Linked DNA regions of Homo sapiens: region 1 is linked to region 2. A link is a loop called in an ENCODE intact Hi-C map of the cell type or tissue named here. Cell type or tissue: natural killer cell. All regions are shown on one strand. Links, peaks and the distances in the headings refer to the core of each region. The heading gives the core; the rest is flanking DNA.

Region 1 (9,796 bases), core at 930-8,929, 55 kb after region 2:
AAAAAAAAAAAAAAAAAAAAAAAAAAAAGGACAACCAAACATATGTCTTCTCACATTTAGGAAAAAGCCTTAGCAATATTTGAAGACCTTTTTAAAAAGTCAAAAGTTATAGAAGTGTTTTACTTTAATACCAGTAGTAATTGGTTTAGTGGATTCAAGAATTGCTAAATTTCCACTATCTGGGAAGCAGCAAGTGCAGATGAAGGAACTTTTCCTCCTGTATAAAATCAATGGATTAATGAAAATGGCTGTACCTCAGGTGGAATTTTTAATCGGAATCAAAATGTTCTCTACCAGAAACACATGTCCTCAGGCCCTACATCTCAAAAGAGGAAGCAGCAGTCCAAATTACCAGGCTGCAAAGAATGGATTCACTATGATGACTGGCGGAAATTCCCAAGAGATTTTTAAATGCCTGGTTTTGGTTAGGACTTTTGTTGCTTTTGTTAATGCTCTGAGTATAAAGTTTGAGAAGTATTGAATGGAATGTCCCAACTATAGTTGTCTCCATAGGCCTTGTTATTTTTAGTCTTAGGTTTTGCAGAACCTATATGTTATAATTTCCCAAATTAGGAAAGGCCATTATTAGTCAAGCAATATCTAAACTGAAGACCCTAACCTTAGTGTAAAGACTGCAAAAGTCAAAAAAAATTTTAATAAATCTGGATTTGGCTCCAGTAAAACGGAGCTTAGGAATAAGTGTGTGTGCAGCTAAAGATTTCTATCAGCAAAAATAATGGTGCCTCATAGTAATTAACAGCTGCCACAGTGCTTTATATGCACCATCTCATTTAATTATGACAACCATCCAAAGAAGACAAATTTATTTTTGTTTTATAGAGGAGAAAAATGAGTCTCAGAAAATAAGCAACTTATCCAAAGTCACTGGCCTAGTAAGTGATAAAGCTGGGTGTGGCTAAGTTCACTGTTGATGCTCTTAACCACTCAGCTGCAACCAGCCTAGCTACTGCTCTCTAATTTGCTCCTGAAAGCTTAACGTGCCTAATATTATATCATTAAAATTATTTGTGCACATATATGAAAAAACAAATCTGACTAATTTTAGCTGAAAGGTAACATTTAATGAAGGCATATGGAGGAGCTCATGGATGGAAGACATAGCTGAGGAACCATGTTCAATACAGACAATCTACCAGGCAATCCCAGAAGGTCTCTGCCGCAGAAACTACTCAGCCCTTCTGCAGAGCACCATGCAGGAACAAATTGGTAAATTCCAATGCTTTTGTTCTTATCTTTGTACCACTCTGCTCCAGAATCAAACCCTAGAAAGTGAGTCTAATGAACACGGATGAGTTGACTGCCTGCTGGCATTAATCCTACAGTGCTGAGTAAAAAAAAACTGGTAGAAGGACCCTCTAGGTATCCTTTGGATTTCATGATGAGGTACAGGCAACCCCATGTGCCAGATTTACCAATCCAACCTGACCAAACATATTGAAGGTAATGAGATTCAAAAAAGAAAAAAAAAAGAACAAAACAAAACAAAAAAACTAGATTGTCATTAAAATGAGGGCAGATTTTTTTTGGCAAAACAGAGAAAAAAATGACCTCAACAGGGACATTCAGAAGCACTCTTGAAATGACAAAACCCTCAGTGGAATTTATAGCATAACTTTCTTTTTAATATTCCATTTCTGGGTCAATCCTTGATCCTGTTAACACTTTAATAAGCAGCAACAAAGAGAGGCATCACTGCAGAGACTGTGCAGATACTAAATCAGCTTATGTACATTCTGTCTAGGAAGACTTTTGGAACAGAGGCTGGCTTGCTGTTCATCAAATTTATTTGTGAGTTCTAGCCCATGGAATGTGAGTGGAAGTGATGTGTGCCATCCTCCATGGGCCATCTTCCATGTTTCTTCTCTGTTGACCAACTTGATACGAACATGCACAGTGACCTCACAGTCCAAGTATTGAAGATGGTGAAGATGGTGGAGCCACAGGATGAAAGGATCCTGGTCCTGCTTAGAGAAGAGATAGCTCCTGTTCTGTTACATCTATTTTTGACTTTACATGAGCAAAAAGTAAACTTCTATTAGGTTTAAGCCATTTTACATTTTAATATAGCTACTGAAACCTCGCATCTTGACTACAGCTTTTATGTAAATAAGAAATATGGCCTGTAATCCCAGCTGTTTGGGAGGCTGAGGCAGGAGGATCACTTGAGGCCAGGAGTTAAAGGCTGCAGTGTACTATGGTCAGACCACTGCACTCCAGCTTGGATGACAGAGACCTTGTCTTTAAAAGAAAAAGAAAAATGTATATTTCATATTTTAAAATAAATTTTTGGCTGGGCACAGTGGCTCATGCCTGTAATCCCAGTGCCTCAGAAGGCCGAGGCAGGAAGATCTTTTGAAGCCTGGAATTCAAAACCAACCTAGGCAACATATTGAGACCTTGTATCAAAAAAATATTTTTTTTAATTAGCTGGTCATGGTGTGTTGTGCCTGTAGTCCCAACTACTCAAGAGACCAAGGTGGGAGGATCGCTTGAGCCCAAAAATTCAAGGCTGCACTGAGCTGTGATCACGTCATTGTGCTCCAGCCTGGGCAACAGCCTAAGCAACTCTGTCTCTAAAATATATACATGTATTACATATAAAGTAAATTCTTGGCTGGGCGCAGTGGCTCACGCCTGTAATCCCAGCACTTTGGGAGGCCAAGGCAGGCGAATCACGAGGTCAGGAGTCCGAGACCAGCCTGGCCAACATAGTGAAACCCCGTCTCTACTAAAAGTACAAAAAATTAGCTGGACATGGTGGCAGGCACCCGTAATCCCAACTACTCAGGAGAATGAGGCAAGAGATTCACTTGAACCCAGGAGGCAGAGGTTGCAGTGAGCCGAGATCACGGCACTGCACTCCAGCCCAGGCAATAATGTGAGACTCTGTCTCAAAAAAAAAAAAAAAAGTAAATTCTTAAATTTACTTTAATGGCTTTAGAGCAAACACCGTCACTGCCTACTCAGACTTACATTGCCCAAAAACCTATTCCTTTCATGTTTATAATACTTCCTTGTTGGGATTGCCTTCTTAAGACTTTTTAAATTTGAAAAACCTATAAAGCCACTGTTTATTTGCTATTTATCAAACTTTAATTTGGGTTTTTTGTTTTGTTTTGTTTTGTTTTTTGCATTCTGATGTTTTTTTTTTCTTTTTTGTTTTAATTTATTTGCTTGCATGATTATTTTAGCTATAATTTTAGCTATCATTTCCCTAATTCCAAAAGAATTTGTGGTAACTGGCATTTAAAGGTTTTTTCCTAATCTTTTAACTTAGAAAGGCAATGGGTATCATAAAGCTAAGTAAGAAAGCTAAAGTTCTTATCTCTTTTCTTCTTCAAAGAGGGTAGCTTCTTTTAGATTGCAGCACAGAATTTTTTTTTTTTTAACTTCAGGCAACTCTAAACATGTGTCAGTTTCTTTAATTAAGATTTGGCATCCCCAACCATCTCATCTGACAAGAACAAGCAAGGGGGAACATATTCCCTATTTAACAAATGGTGCTGGGAGAATAGGCTAGCCATATGCAGAAAATTGAAACTGGACCCTTCCTTAAACCTTATACAAAAATTAACTCAAGATGGATAAAAGACTTAAATGTGAAACCCAAAACTATAAAAACCCTAGAAGAAAATCCAGGCAATGCCATTCAGAAGATAGGCATGGACAAAGATTTTATGACAAAAACACCAAAAGCAATTGCAACATAAGCAAAAATTGACAAATGGGATCTAATTAAAATAAAGAGCTTCTGCACAGCAAAAGAAACTATCATCAGAGTGAACAGACATCCTATAGAATGAGAGAAAATTTTTGCAATCTAGCCATCTGATAAAGGTCTGATATCCAGAGTCTACAAAGAAGTTAAACAAATTTACATTAAAAAAAAACTCAACCCCATTAAAAAGTAGGCAAAGGATATGAACAGACACTTCTCAAAAGAAGACATGCATGCAGCCAACAAACATGAAAAAAGCTCAACATTACTGGTCATTAGAGAAACGTAAATCAAAATAATAATCAGATACCATCTCATACCGGTCAGAATGGTGATTATTAAAAAGTCAAGAAAAAATGATGCTGGTGAGGTTGCAGAGAAAAAGGAATGCTTTTAGATGGTTAGTGGGAATGTAAATTAGTTCAACCATTGTGGAAGACAGTGTAGCAATTCCTCAAAGATTTAGAAACAGAAATACCATTTGAACCAGCAATCCCATTATTGGGTGTATACCCAAAGGAATATAAATCGTTCTATTATAAAAACACATGCACACATATGTTCATTGTAGCACTATTCAAAATAACAAAGACATGGAATCAACCCACATGCCCATCAATGATAGACTGGATAAAGAAAATGTGGTATAAATATACACCATGGAATACTATGCAGCCATAAAAAGGAATGAGATCATGTCCTTTGCAAGAACATGGATGGAACTGTAAGCTGTTATCCTCAGCAAACTAACACAGGAGCAGAAAACCAAACACCACATGTTCTCACTCACAAGTGGAAGCTGAACGATGAGATCACATGGACACATGGGGGGAACAATACGCACTGAGGCCTGTTGGGGAAGTGGGGTGAGGAAGAGCATCAGGAAGAATAGCAAATGGATGCTGGGCTTAATATCTAGGTGATGGGTTGATCTGTGCAGCAAATCAGCATAGCACACATTTACCTATGTAACAAACCTGTACATCCTGTGCGTGTACCCCAGAACTTAAAATAAAAATTGATGGAATAAAAAAGATTAGGCATCCCAAAACTTAATGATATATAACTTGTCCTATTTGAAAATTAGAAACATCATTTGCTAATTAGAATCATAGATCATGACTTATATGCTGGTCATATTTATGGTTGCATTAGGAATCCTATCAACCACAAAAAAAGTATGCCCTGCACTCTGTCTTTTTTTTCCTAAAAAGAAAAATAAAGCCAATCACAAGAGGGAAAATCTAAATGACATTTCACAAAGTGTTCAATCTATGCTTCCATTAGGAAAGTGAAAGAACCCAAGAATGGGAAATATTTCTTGTCACCCCAGGTGAATTTGAAGAAGTATTTTTCTGGTTGGCTTTTTCAGCAAGACTAACAACATTCTGTTCTATTGGCCTGTGGTCAGGGGTTTCCCCCAAGGTGCCTTCCATCTCTCGGCAAAGAGCAGTAACTTGGTGGGTTGTTTTCTTCTTAGTCACCTGATAGGATTTCCCAGGACAGAGGTGTCAAGCCAATTCTGACCTAACTTCCCATGTCCTTCCTGTGGGTCACCCTGAGAAAAAAGGAAATCGCTCTTCTCCCCCACCTGGTGCTGATGTCATTCCTCTCTTCAGCCCAGCGTCTCAATGCACTCAGGGACGCTTCTGCCTCTGCAAAGAGCAAAGGCTTCAAGTGATGGCCTTGCATGGTAGCATTCTCTATCACAGAGTCAGGAAGCTCTTAGACTTCCTTTTATTTGAAGAACTGCAAGGAAACCACCTGCAGAGCTCCCAAGACCTCAAGAGTTTGTTTTGCACCTTCGCTCTTCTGAGGTAATCACACCTGCTGCCACAGCTTCAATAGCTGAAGCCAAGGAGTAAAAATTGCACCAACATCTATAAATCCATATGAAGCTGAGTGGTCTGAATAACCTTACCAGATGTTTTTCTCATAGAAGAAAAAAAGTCCAAGTTATCCTCATGTGCTTTTCTTCCTCACTAGGTTTTAAGGTCCTAGAGAGTATACACTGCCTCTTAGTCTTCTTCATCTATCTCAAAGTGCCTGGCTGAGTGCTTTACATGAAGTATCCAATAATTCTTGACCATCAGACCTGGGGGGTGGAACCAGCAGGGCCATTTAGCCAGGGCTGCAAGCCCAAACAGATCTCTATTCTTCAGCTGCAAGTTAGTGCCCAAGCCACATAGGGAATAGGATGATACCTCATTACACATGCTGATGTTAGCTTTAAACTATGCCTGCCCTCTGTTTTCCTAAAAGCTGTGTTACTGCCAATCTCAAAAGCTGCTGTTCATAGTCATTCACTGTTGGACATTAATGACAAATCACTTTCATGAACTGACATCCATTTAAAGGGATTTTTTAAAAATGTGTTTATCTCATAACTGCTCCTGTTTATATGAGGATCCTGTCTTCTTTGAGATTATAATGACAACAAATGTTATTCGTTTTCTGCACTATTCATATAAACAACATAACTGGGCATAATACTTTCATGATATCATGTCATTACTAATAAATCACCTTTTTAAAACATCTCTATGATAGTATCATGGTTAACAAACAGCACAGACAAAGGAGCAAGACTGAGTTTGAGTCCAGGCTCCATCTTTTACCAGCTGTGTAAACTGTGTGAATCTAGGCAAGCTCCTTAAAGTCTCTGGACTCTACTTCACAGGTTTTTTGTGGGATTCAAATGAGTTATATGTGCAGCTCTTGGAATAATACTTGGCATATAGCAAGCACAATGTGTGCTCATCATTTTTATTTCCATTTTATGGGTTTTTTTCCCTTGTAACCTGATTTAGAAGTTGTATTTGTACATTTCTTCATGTTTAACGTATTTGTTCAGGTTAAATTGAAATATTTTACATATAGAAACTGAGGTTGGGTTACCTCAGAAACAGAGCTTGAGACAAGGATTTTTTTTTTTTTTTTTTTTTTTTGGTGGTGATTCTAGGAAGCACCAGTAGAAAAGAGGCAAAGAGATTCAGGGAAGGGAAGGAAGTCAGTTCAGGGTGGTTCCCAAAGGGAGCTACTGTAGTCAACTGAGACTCAGCCCACTATAGACCTCTGGGTGATGGTGTAGCCCATACCCCAAAGTTATCCTGCCCAAGGGACGAAGAAGTTGGGGTATCTATCCTGCGACTATCTTTAGCACTGTCTGAGCACTGCTCCCAGGGCATTAAACCCCTAGCTCTTCCAGTCTTCCTCATGTGAAAATAGAAAGAAGCCCTTAGGCCAAGAATAGTGAACTGTTACAGTCACAGGCAGAGGGTAAGAAGAGAGAGGGAGGCTGCTGAGAGGATGTTGGCAAGGCAGGTAGTATCTGCTATGAGAAGTTATTAATTATTCCCTCATATTTTTTTTCAGTTTTTATTACATCCTTTATTTTTCGGCATTAGTGTCAGTATACCAACAAGTTGCATTTGCCAGGACTTTTGTGGTGACAAGTGACGAAAATTCCAGTCACACTATTTTGATCAAAGAAAGGATCTCAGAGACAGGTACTCAAGTGTTGACAGGATTTGTCTCTCTAGCTGTCACTTCTGCTTCTCTTTGTGAGACAATGTCAATCCTGCCTCCCACAGAGCAGCATTCACCAGCTGGAAGGTAAGTTAGCCATTAAGGCATTTAATTGAAACACTGCACTAATTCATCAAATACTTGCTGAGCTACATATTTATATCATCAGGGAAATGCAAATTAAAACAACAAGATACCCACACACCCATTATGAAATGGCAAAAATCTGGAACACTGACAACACCAAATGCTGGCTGAGACGTGGAGCATCAGGAACTCTGACTGAAGGTACAGCCACTTTGGAAGACAGTTTTGCAGTTTCTTATAAAACTAACCTTACTCTCACTATACCAGCCACCAATCACAACATTCCTTTGTATTTACCCAAAGGAGTTGAAGTCTTATGTCCACACAAAAATCTGCACACAGATGTTTATAGTAGTTTTATTCATAGTTACAAAAACTTGGAAGTAACCATGATATCCTTCAGCAGATGAATGGTTTCATAACTGTGGTGTATCCATACAGTGGAATGTTATTCAGCCTAAAAAGAAGTGAGCTGTCAAGCAATAAAAAGACATGGAGGAACCTTCAATACATATCACTAAGTGAGAGAAACCAGTCTGAAGAGACTACACACTGCATGATTCAACCATATGACAGTCTGAAAAAGAAAGATCAGTGATTGCCAGAGGTTGGCAAGAGGAATGAAAAGGTGAACACAGAGCATTCTTAGGACATGCAAACACTTTGTGTGGGACTCAGAATGAGAGATACACATTCTGCCTTTGTTCAAACCCATAGAAGTTTCAACACTGAGAGTGCAAACCATGGACTTTGGATGATGATGATGCCATTGTAGGTTCATCAGTGGTAACGAGCGTACCTCTCTCATGGGAGATGTTGATTATGGGGAGAGGCTGTATATGTGTAGGGGACAGAGGGCATACGGAAAATCTCTGTACCCTCCTTTTAATTTTGCTGTGAACCTAAAAGTGCTCAAAAAAAATAAAGCCTATTAAAAAATACTTGTTGATGTGCAAGACATTCTTCTAGGCACTGAAGAAACAGCAAGAACTAACAAAAAAGGGACAAAACTCCTGTCCCCATGGGCCTTACATTGTAGTGGAGAAGATTAACATAAACAAACATGTAATTGTGTAATACAATGTCAGGTTGTGATTATGATTTGAAAAAGGAAAGCAGGAGAATGGAATAGTGCTATTTTAGATAGGGGGGTTGGGGAAGACTTTTCTGAGGAAAGAACATTTGAGCAGAGACCTGACTGAAGGTGGTGAGGGAGTCATGGACACGACTGGGAACCATGTCCCAGGCAGAGAAGAGCCAAATGGAAAAAGTCAAGACAGACGCCCCTTCAGCGAGGGCTGAGTCATAGCAGGGGTCATGTGTCTGGACCTGAGGAGCAGGCAGTGGGGTTGGAAAGATAACCAGGGGCCAGATCATGCCCCCAGAAAGCATTTTGGGTTTTATTCTAGAGGAAATGGGGTACTCTCTACTGGGTTTTGAACAAGAGAGTGACATGATCTGAGATATATTTTAATGGGATCACTGTGGTCAGCAAATGGAAATTTGGCTCTAATGGGACAAGGGCAGAAACTGAGAGGCCAATTTAGGAGGCTTCTGTACTCATCCAGGAAAATCCAACTGTGGGGCTCCAACAGTTCAAATGAATTCCCACCCAAAGAGTCAGAAAAAATATGGCAACACGCCCCCTCACAAATCATGTGTACCATATAAGCCAGCTTCTATAGAGGAAGGAAAGGTACTGGATGGACAAATAACAGGGCCCATCACATAGTTGTAATTTACAAATTACCTCACAAAAAGTGGTTATTTAAAATTTAGACACACTCCATCAGGATCATATGTCATCATTCATGTACAAATGAAGCATGTCATTAGAGCTTTGAAATTTCTGTTTTTAAAGATAGGAATGTAACTTTGTCCTAAAATAAAAATAAAATGAAAATATTGCTTTGATGAAAGCTTTATTATCATTTAAATGCACCTGCTAAAATTTAATATAACCCAGTAAATAAAAATGTATAGCAATTCTCAGAGTCAAACAAACAAAAACTGAGCTTATTATTAGTCATACTGAAAAAGAAGCTCAAAATTAGAGTTTTTTCATTGATACCCAACTAACATGCCAAAACTCAAAGAGTTGAAAAGCACTCCTGAAGGTAAATATACCCTTCTATAACCGTTATCAAATAAGACATAATTGTCTATATATTTGTCCATCTTATCCTTCCAACTTCATTTCACACTCCAGTTTTATTTGTTTGTCGAACACTAATTGTCTTTTTTTTCTCATCAGCCCTAACATATTGTAAAGTTCCATTTGTAACTACTTTAATATCCACATTATCATGCATCTTTCAGTAAAGTAAAAAATTGTCCAAGTTTCTCCATTCTCAGAGTTTTGTTTTTTGGTTTTTTTTTTTTTTGTTTGTTTGTTTTTGAGACGGAGTCTCACTCTGTCGCCCAGGCTGGAGTGCAGTGGCG
Region 2 (9,796 bases), core at 979-8,978:
TTTTGTTCCCAGTGAACATTTTGTCTGTTCTATTTAACCTACAACCTATGTGGACCCCCTTGCAAAGTGGGTGTATCAATGTTTGAGCTCTTTGTAGAAGCTGAGGAGTTGGGAGGAAGAGACTTCCTCAAGGAAGTACAGACTTGCACATCCTGAAGGAAAGACCAACACTCTCTCAGGGTCTGGTGCCACGCAACCCAAGCTAGTGTAAAAAATCCCACTGAAAACTTTGTTTGAGAGGAAGAGCCAGATGCCAGGAAGCGTTAATGTCTGACTTGAGTGTTTTGATGATTTGAGGGAGCTGGAGGTTAAACCTACACCCCTGCAAATAAAGGTAGAGTTTTTCCTAAAGAATGTTTATACTTCCAGTCTGTCACTGCACACAGGCAATTCTAGTACAGAGAATGCAATTGTGGCAGTGGGCGTTAGAGTATGGAGAAGTCTATTTCCCATCTCTAGGGCCTGGGGAAATTTTACAAGGTTTCCTCATAAGGCTTGGTTCCTTCTTATAAGTAGGGTGATTGGGGAGGACCAGACTTTGCCTAGGTTGAGGACCACTGGGAGCCAATTGATTTTCACAGCTCTAAGAAAAGCCACAGTTAGAACAGGGTTGATTTCAATTCTACAGTGGGCATACCTCAGAGATACTGTGGGTTCAGTTCCAAATCACCACAATAAAGCAAATATCACAATAAAGTGAGTCACACAAATTTTTTGGTTTCCCAGTGCATATAGAAGTTATGTTTACACTATACTATAGTCTATTAAGTATGCAATAATATTATGTCTAAAAAACAATGTACATATCTTAATTTAAAAATACTTTACAGGCTAGCGTTGGTGGCTCATGCCTATAATCCTAGCACTTTGAGAGGCAGTCGTGGGAGAATCACTTGAAGCCAGGAGTTCAAGACCAGACTGGGCAACATAGCAAGACCCAGTCTCTACCAAAAAAATTTAAACATTAGCTGGGCATGATGGCATGCGCCTCTAGTCCTAGATAGTCAGGAGAATGAGGCAAGGGGATCTCTTGAGCCCAGGAGTTCGAAATTACAGTGAACTCTGATCATTCCACTGTACTCTAGTCCAGGTGACAGAGTGAGACCATGTCTCGAAAACATAAAAGATATTTTATTGCTAAATATCGAAAATGATTATCTGAGCCTTTGGCAAGTTGTAATAGTTTTTGCTGCTGGAGGGTCTTGCCTAGATGTTGATGGCTACTAGCTGATCAGGATGGTGGTTGTGGAAGGTTGGGGTGGCTATGGCAATTTGTTGAAATAAGACAACAATGTGCTTTGCTGTATTGATTGACTCTTCCTTTCATAAAAGATTTCTCTGTGGCATGCAACACTGCTTGATAGCATATTACCCACGGTAGAACTTCTTTCAAAATTGGAGCCAATCCTCTCAAATCCTGCCACTGCTCTATCAACTAAGTTTATGTAATATTCTAAATCCTTTGCCATCATTTCAACAGTGTTCACAGCATCTTCACCAAGAGTAGATTTCATCTCAAGAAATCACCTTCTCTGTTCATCTCTAAGAAGCAACTCCTCACATACTCAAATTTTATCAGGAGGTTGCAGCAATTCACTTGCAGCTTCAGGCTCCACTTCTGCTTCTTTTGCTATTTCCACCACATGTGCAGTTACTTTCTCCACTAAAGTCTTGAATCCCTTAAAGTCATCCACGAGGGTTGGAATTAACTTCTTCCAAACTCCTATTAATGTTTATATTTTAAACTCCTCTCATGAATCATGAAAGTTCTTAATAGCAGCCAGAATTGTGAATTTTTTCCGGGTGATTCTCAGTTCACTTTTCCCAGATCTATTCATGGAATCACTATCTATGGCAGCTATAGGCTTTTAAAATTTATTTCTTAAATAATACAACCTGAAAGTTGAAATTACTCCTTGATCCATGGGCTGCAGAATAAAGCCTAACACAGAAGGCATGAGCTCTTGGGTGACTAGGTGCATTGTCAATGAGAAGTGACATTTTGAAAGAAATATTTTTTTCTGAGCTGTAGGTCTCCACAGTTGGCTTAAAATATTCAGTAAACCATGCTGTAAACAGATGTGCTGTTATCCAGGCTTTGTTGTTCCATTAACAGAGCACAGGCAGAGTAGATTTAACTGATGTTAAATTCTTAAGGACTTTAAGATTTTGGGAAGGATATATAAGCATGGGTTTCCACTTAAAGTCACAGCCACATTAGCCCCCCTAACAAGAGAGTCAATCTGTCCTTTAAAGCTTTGAAACCAGGACTTGACTTCTCCTCTCTGGCTATGAAACTCCTAGATGGCATATTCTTCCAATATAAGGCTATTTCATCTGCATTTAAAATCCATTGTTTAGTGTAGCCACCTTCAACATTGAACTTAGCTACATCTTTTGCATAACTTGCTGCAACCTCTCCATCAGTACATGCAGCTTCACCTTGCACATTTGTGTTATAGAGACAGCTTCTTTCCTTAAATTTCATGAACCGACTTCTGCTTCCTTCAAACATTTCTTCTGTAGCTTCTTCACCTCTCTTAGCCTTCACAGAATTGAAGAGATTTAGGATTTTGCTCTGGTTTAGGCTTTAGCTTAAGAGAATGTTGTGGCTGGTTTGGTCTTCTATCCAGGCTACTGAAACTTTCTTCATAGCAGCAATAAGATAGTTTTACTTTCTTGTCACTAATGTGTTCATTGATGTCACACTTTTAATTTCCTTCAAGAACTTTTCCTTTGCATTCACCACTTGGCTAACTGTTTGGTGCAAGAGGACTGGCTTTCAGACCATCTCGGCTTTGGACATGCCTTTCTCACTAAGCTTAATCATTTCTAGCTTTTGATTTAAAGTGAGAAAACATGTGACTCTTCCTTTCACTTGAACACTTACGGGACATTGTAGGGTGATTAATTGTCCTGCTTTCAATATTGTTGTGTCCCAGAGAATAGGGAGGCTCAAGAAGAGGGAGAAAAACAGGGAACACCTGGTTGGTGGAGCAGTTAGAACACACACAACATTTATCGATTAAGATCTCTGTCTTACAGGGGCACAGATCTCGGCGCCCCAAAACAATTACAATAGTGACATCAAAGATCACTGATCACAGATCACCACAACACATATAATAATAATGAAAAGGTTTGAAACATTATGAGAATTATCAAAATGTGGCACAGAGATACAAAGTGAGCATATGCTGTTGGAAAAACAGAGCCAATAGACCAGGTGGATATAAGGGGTTACCACAAACCTTCAATTAGTAAAAACCACAATATCTGCAAAACACAGGAAAGCGAAGCGCAATAAAACAAAGTATGCCTATACTTACGTGGTTGGCCTCAGTTGTATTACGGGGAATTATGGAAGGGCCTGTGCTACATACAGTTCAGACAAGCTGGAAAACAGGAGGGCAGAGGTCTATTTTCTGAGATCAAGCAGAGGGTATGAGAGTGGTCTCTGGAAGGTGGCAGGGATGATCACAGCAGCCCAGCCCCGAAGGTCATGACAGCGCAGAGGAAGACAGAGACCTGGGGAGTGGAGGAGGGAGGAACAGTGAAACCTGACACTGAGAGCTCTCAGAATACTGAGAGAGCAGTTGAGGTAGGGGGTTCCAGTTTTTAGCATTTGGGCAAGAAAAGGAGGGGAGTACACAATTTCGTAATTTAGGCAATTACAAAATAAATAAATAAATGTCTCTATTCTGTAGTCATGCTGATGAGGCCTGAGACATATGGGTCAAAGCCCTCTGTCTCTAACTGCCCCATCCCTCAGATTGCCAAGAGCAATAGGCTTCTGGAAAAAGATTCAAATGACCTTAAGATAGGGTCAACAAAAGTTGTTACAGATGATTAAATGTATGTCTGAAACACTGATTTATGCCATTGGAGTAATTAACTTACCCTCAGGTATCCCCCCTTCTTAACCATGAAGAGTTCTCAATGGCCCCAGGACCCTGACTTAGGCTATGACTTAAGGGATCCCTGGGTGTTTCCAGAAGCTAGGCCCAGCCCAGCCCAGAGTGTCCCACCCAGACCTGCCTCTTGCCTGCTGGAGAAAGAAGGGTTGTTTGACATATCCCTGAACAGAGATCAGCCACCTGAAAGAATTAAAAAGACTTAAGAATCCATCACGTGTAAAAAGATCGTCGCACCATCTTCCTACACCTAATCACAATTGAGTGCACATTTTCAGATTAAATGGACAAACGCTTGACTTCTATTTCATATATATCCATATACAAAAAAAATCAGAAAGTGGTATAGAAATTGTATTTACTGAACATTAAGCACAACCCATTTATTTCTATTTAAATAGCACCAAAACCTCAGTAACATTTAACAGGTTAACAATATAGACTTGAGTCATATTGAGTCTGACATTGAGTCAGACCTAGATTTATATCATGCTCTGCCACAGATACTCTGGTATCTTTAAGCTAATTACATATCCCCAAGCCTCAGCTGTCCCCAACTGCAAGATGGCCATGATGACAGATGAGAACAGATAACTCAGAGTGTGGCTATGAGAACTAAATGATTTAACGCCTGTAAAACATTTAGAAAAATGCCTAGCATGTGGTAAGTGCTCATTAAACATAGCTATATTTAAATATTTCTAAAATATTGCCAAATCCAGATGCTAATGACTAGGGCATCCTAAAAGACAGATTTAGAAAGGAAATTGCTGTCTATATTCTGAACAGTACAGTAACTGTGTTTTGACTTTGTCATTTGCCACTTCCATCCAGTGCTTTTCTGGTAGCATGCTGGAAAATGAACCACAGCACACTAACACCCACACCCCAGCAGCTCTCTAAATCAGTTGTTCTTAAATGAGTCAGCACACACCCAAGCATCTTGGTCACTAGTCGGATGTACACAGGCTGCAGGTTCCCAAACAGACTTCAGCTGCTGCTCTGAGTAAACATTTTCTGGCAGCACACCAAGGGGGCGGGTGGGGACACAGGTAGGCATCTTCTCGGGTCTAGGTTCAGATTTCATATTGAACTCAAAATGAGCTGATGAGTTCAAGGTCCCTGTTTCTGCTAAAAATAAGCCTACACAGCAAGGGTGTTGCACTAAACAGTTTGCCCAAGCTGCCTGGAGGAAGCATCTTCTGCCCACATTGCGCCTTGGTGTAACCAACATTCAGAGTCCCACAGTTTCATGACCACCAACTTCACACAATTAGCTGAGCTCTATGTAAAACTGTTTCTATCTGTTCCTACCTAGATTTTTCTCCTTGAGACATAACTCTTCTTTTTAAATTGTGAATGAAGATATCTGACGTGAGTGCTGGGAAAGTCATGGCAAAAGGCCTGGGTGGAAAATCAAAATGTCATCATTATATTCTTTGGGTTCATAACATCCGAGGAAATAGGTACCTTATACCTTGATCTTCTTAGAAGTGAAATAAAAATAGCCCATCTACCTCACAGGGATCACAATTTCATGGTCCTTTGTAAAACTTAAAAAAAAGGTGTTAAGTATAAAATCTCAATTAATGGAATACTCAGGCAAGAAAATACCCTGGTTTATGCATTTAAGTCTTTTTCTAGCCTTTTGTCAAAAGCTTTTCTAAAAATACAGTCACCCATTAACTAAGTACATTATGATGACAGTTTTTAGCTTTGAGGATTTGGAAGCTTGAAATCAATCAAGCACATTAAATAGTACATGTCTTTTGATTTGTGGTCAATTACTATTTCAAAATGCAATTCTTAACCTCTGGTCAGTTGCTTTCCAGTTAGGGTTTATATTTTAGCTAAGAAAGTTGTTGTTTCCCAGGAATGAAATTGAGCTCAATCTAGTTTTCCATGCACAAATTATAGTAACAGGAACACCGCCATCCCTAGTTTCTAAGGAAGAGAACCAGGCATCTTAAAAAGTAAGGTCCTAGGCAGGACTATAAAGCAAACAATGATGAAATTAGCTTTAGAATATGTTTGGAAAATTTGGCTTACACTAATAAGGTACTATTTGAAAGAGATAAATGTTAAAGGCCTGCATTAAAGGTTTTAAAAATAATCGATTATGTACATTTCAGATAGAAAGACCCTGGCTTGCCAAGGTTTAAAAAAAAGTCAGAAGATCTTAGATGACCACAAGCTGAAACTGAGCCACCAGCATATATAATATGATTGCTAAAAGCAGCACTTTCCTAGCAGTTCCACTGTAGTGCAACAGACTACCACATCTTAAAGAACATAGACAGATGAGATCTCTCTTCTTTCATTTCTTTACTCAGCCCACTGCTTTCTAAGTTCTGCCCCCACCCATCACCACCACCAACTCTGAAACTGTGACTGCCAAAGGTCACCAAGGACCACAGATTGGCAAATCAGTGGACTCATTTCTGGTCTAAGAACTTGCCATCTTTCAGCATCTGACATCGTTGACTATACACTCTTCCTTTGGCTTCTCTGATGCCACTCTCTTGGTTCCCCTAAACCCCTGGCTAGCCCTTTCCAGTCCCCTCTTATCTTCCTGACTCTCCATGTTACTGTGACTGAAGATCCAGTCCTTACCCCTCTTTGCTCACTCTCCGACACTACTTAGTGATCTTAACTGCTCCCATAACTTCAACTGCCACCTGCAGAAGAAGCCCCAGATCTTTCAGTCTAGTCTGGACCCATCCCTGAGCACCAAACCTATTCTCCCCAACTGTGCTTGGATCTTCTCACTTCTCCTGATCTTGCTTCTCCTCTTCTGCCTGCTTTTATACAGTGCTTTTATATTGCCAAATAACACCACTATCCATCCAGTGGCCTAAGCCAGAACTTCAGGACTTCTTCAATTCTCCCTATCCCTTAGCTGCTATACTGAATCAGTGACAAAAATTTGGCCTCCTTTGCTTATTTTCTATTCACTTCTTCTTCCCAATAGCTCACCTCACACTATAGTTTATCTAAGAGCAGGAAGAACCCCTGGTTCTTGTCCCTGGGGGTGTAGAAAGATTATCTGTTAGGCTGCCTGCCTCAAAGCACATCATCCAATGATTCTTCTGAAAAAGTTCAACTTTCTATATGCTACTATAAAAAAAAACTTTAATAAAAAACTATTTTTAAAGAATGTGAGGCTAATGCTGATAGGAAGTGAAAATAACTTCTTTTCCTTGATGTTAAGGCATCTTGTAGGAATGAACCAATATTAAGAACTTTTTCTCAATAACAAAAGAAGAATGACTATTATTTATTCTTCCAACAAATATTCATTGACTTTTCATTTTGTGCTAGGTGTTCTTATAAGTGCAGGCTGGCCAGGCTGAGGTGGGGTGGGTAATGGATGATAAGCAACTAAAGAAATGAGAACAGAAGCAGAGTATAACAGAGAGTGACTTGGATGCAGCATTGGATTGAATCATCAGGCAAGGTCTTGCTGAAAGGATGCCATGTAAACTGAGACCTGAATGATTAAAAAAAGAGAGAGAGACAGCCATGGGAAGGTCAGGAGGAAGAACATTCCATACCAGGAGAGCTGTTTGTGGTAAGGCCCTAAGTCAGCTGTTTTAAAGGGATAAATGTTAAAGACCTGCATTAAGTTTCTAAAAAAAAATCAATTACATATATTTAGGATAGAAAGACCTCAGTTTGCCTAGGTTTAAAAAAAAAAAAAAACTCAGAAGATCTTAGTTGACCACAAGCTAAAAATAAGTTCTGCCCGTTGAAAAAATGAAAAATAGTCATGCACGGTTAGTGCAGAGTGAGCAAGGGCTGCCATTGGGTCACATACATCCTATCTATTATCAATAAATTTCAAAATAATCCTACAAGAAACATTTCATTATTCCCACTTAGAAGCTAAGAAAATGAAAGTTAAGAGAGATTAGCTTCATATGACGAGGAATAAAAACCACATTTTTCTTTAGGTTTAGTTTATTCATCTATTTCTAGTTCCTTGCAGTGTAACATTAGGCTGTTTATTTGGGATCTTTCTTCTTTTTTAATGTAGATGTTTATTGCTTTAAACTTCCCTCTTGGAACTGTTTTTGCTGCATCCCATAAGTTTTGGTATGTTGTGCTTCCATTTTTATTTGTCTCCAGATTTTTAAAAAATGTCTCTTTTAATTTATTTGTTGATCCATTGGTTATTTAGAAACATGTTGTTTAATTTCCACATATTTGTAAATTTTCCAAAATTCCTCCTATTATTGATTTTTAGTTTCATACCATTGTTGTTGGAAAAGATACTTGATAAGATTTCAATCTTCTTAAATTCGTTAAGACTTGTTCTGTGGTCTAACATATGATCTATCCTGGGGAATGTTGAAGCAAATGTGTATTCTGCTGCTGTTGGATAAAATGTCATGTATATGTCTGTTAGTTCCATTTGGTATATCCAATGTTTCCTTATAGATATTCTGTCAAGATAATCTGTTCATTGTTGAAATCCCCTACTATTATTGTCTTGCAGTCAATCTCTTTCTTCAGGTCTATTAATATTGGCTTTATATATCTAGGAGCTCTGACATTAGGCACAAATATATTTACAATTATTATATCTTCTTGATGAATTAATCCCTTTATCATTAGATAATGAAGTTCTTTGTCACATTTCACAGTTTTTGACTTAAAGTCTATTTTTTTTTTGACATAACCATAGCTCTCCCTGCTCTTTTTTGGTTTCCATTTGCCTGGAATATTTTTGTTCATCCTTTCATTTTCAACATATGTTTGTCCTTTAAGGTGAAGTGAGTCTCTTGAAGGCAGCATATTATTATTTTTTCACCCATTCAGCCATTCTGTGTGTGTCTTTGGTTAGAGAATTTAATCCATTTATATTCAAGGTAATTATTGATAGGTAAGGACTTACTCCTGTCATTTTGTTAATTGTTTTCTGATTGCTTTGTAGATTCTTTGTTTCTTTCTTTCTCACTGGCTGTCTTCCTTTCTGATTAGATAATTCTTTCTAGTATGCTTTCATTCCTTAAAGTTTTATCTTTTGTTTATCTACTATACATTTTTGCTTTGTGGTTACCCTGAGGCTAACATAAAATATCTTATAGTTATAAAAGGTTATTTTAAGCTAACAACTTAACTTTGACCACATTAAAAAACTTAACACTATTGCTCCACCATGCCCCACATGTTTTGTTTTTTATGTCACAATTTACATCTTTTTTTATTGCGTATCCCTTAACAAAGTATTGTAGCTATTATTATTTTTAGTAGTTTCATCTCATCTTCATAGTATGAATATAAGTGATCTATCACTTATATTCATAGTATGAATATAAGTGATCTAATCTCAACCACCATTAGATTATTGAGTATTCTGAATTTCACTGCATCTTTATTTTACCAGTGAGTTTTATACTTTGATAAATTTTCATGTTAATAATTAATATTCTTCTATTTCAGCTTGAAGAACTCCCTGTAGCATTTCTTATAAGACAGGCCTGGTGGTGATCAAATTCCTCAGCTGACGTTAAGTCTGGGAAAGTCTTTCTTTCTCCTTCATTTCTAAAGGACAGCTTTACCAGGCAATATATTCTTAATTGACAGGTTTTTTTTTCCCCCCTGCAGCACATTGAATACATCATCCAACTTTCTCCTGGCCTGTAAGGTTCTGCTGAGAAATCTGCTTCTAGCCTTATTGAAACTTCCTTATATGTTATTTTCTTCATTTCTCTAGCTGCTTTCAGGATCCTCTCTTTGTCTTTGATTTTTTGTGGGTTTTTTTTTTTTTTTGCGGGGGAGGGGGTTGTTTGTTAGTTTCTCGGGTTTTGTGTTTATTTTTCCTTTTGTTTCTTTTTTGTTTATTTGTTTTGTTTTTTGAGACAGGGTTTAGCTCTGTC

The links. A loop is a pair of places that touch in the nucleus more often than their neighbours do. Peaks named below come from ENCODE experiments on the same cell type or tissue, not always from the same donor. Only the 100,000 strongest peaks of a DNase experiment are listed, where the experiment ranks them.
Region 1: it touches region 2 in a loop (2.9-fold over the local background); 3 of 110 quality-filtered maps call a loop at or near these places.

Annotation. Positions count from the first base shown.
Region 1 is chr12:68,170,528-68,180,323 of GRCh38, forward strand. No RefSeq gene overlaps it. Among named protein-coding and RNA genes, the nearest start is that of IFNG, 16 kb to the left of the region's middle. RefSeq lists an enhancer at 5,381-5,440. In natural killer cell, for the core only: no CTCF peak of the experiment used is centred there; a DNase peak (open chromatin) is centred at 5,294; H3K4me3 peaks cover 334 bases; H3K27ac peaks cover 1,445 bases.
Region 2 is chr12:68,115,030-68,124,825 of GRCh38, forward strand. No RefSeq gene overlaps it. Among named protein-coding and RNA genes, the nearest start is that of IFNG, 40 kb to the right of the region's middle. In natural killer cell, for the core only: no CTCF peak of the experiment used is centred there; DNase peaks (open chromatin) are centred at 4,982 and 5,102; H3K27ac peaks cover 4,652 bases.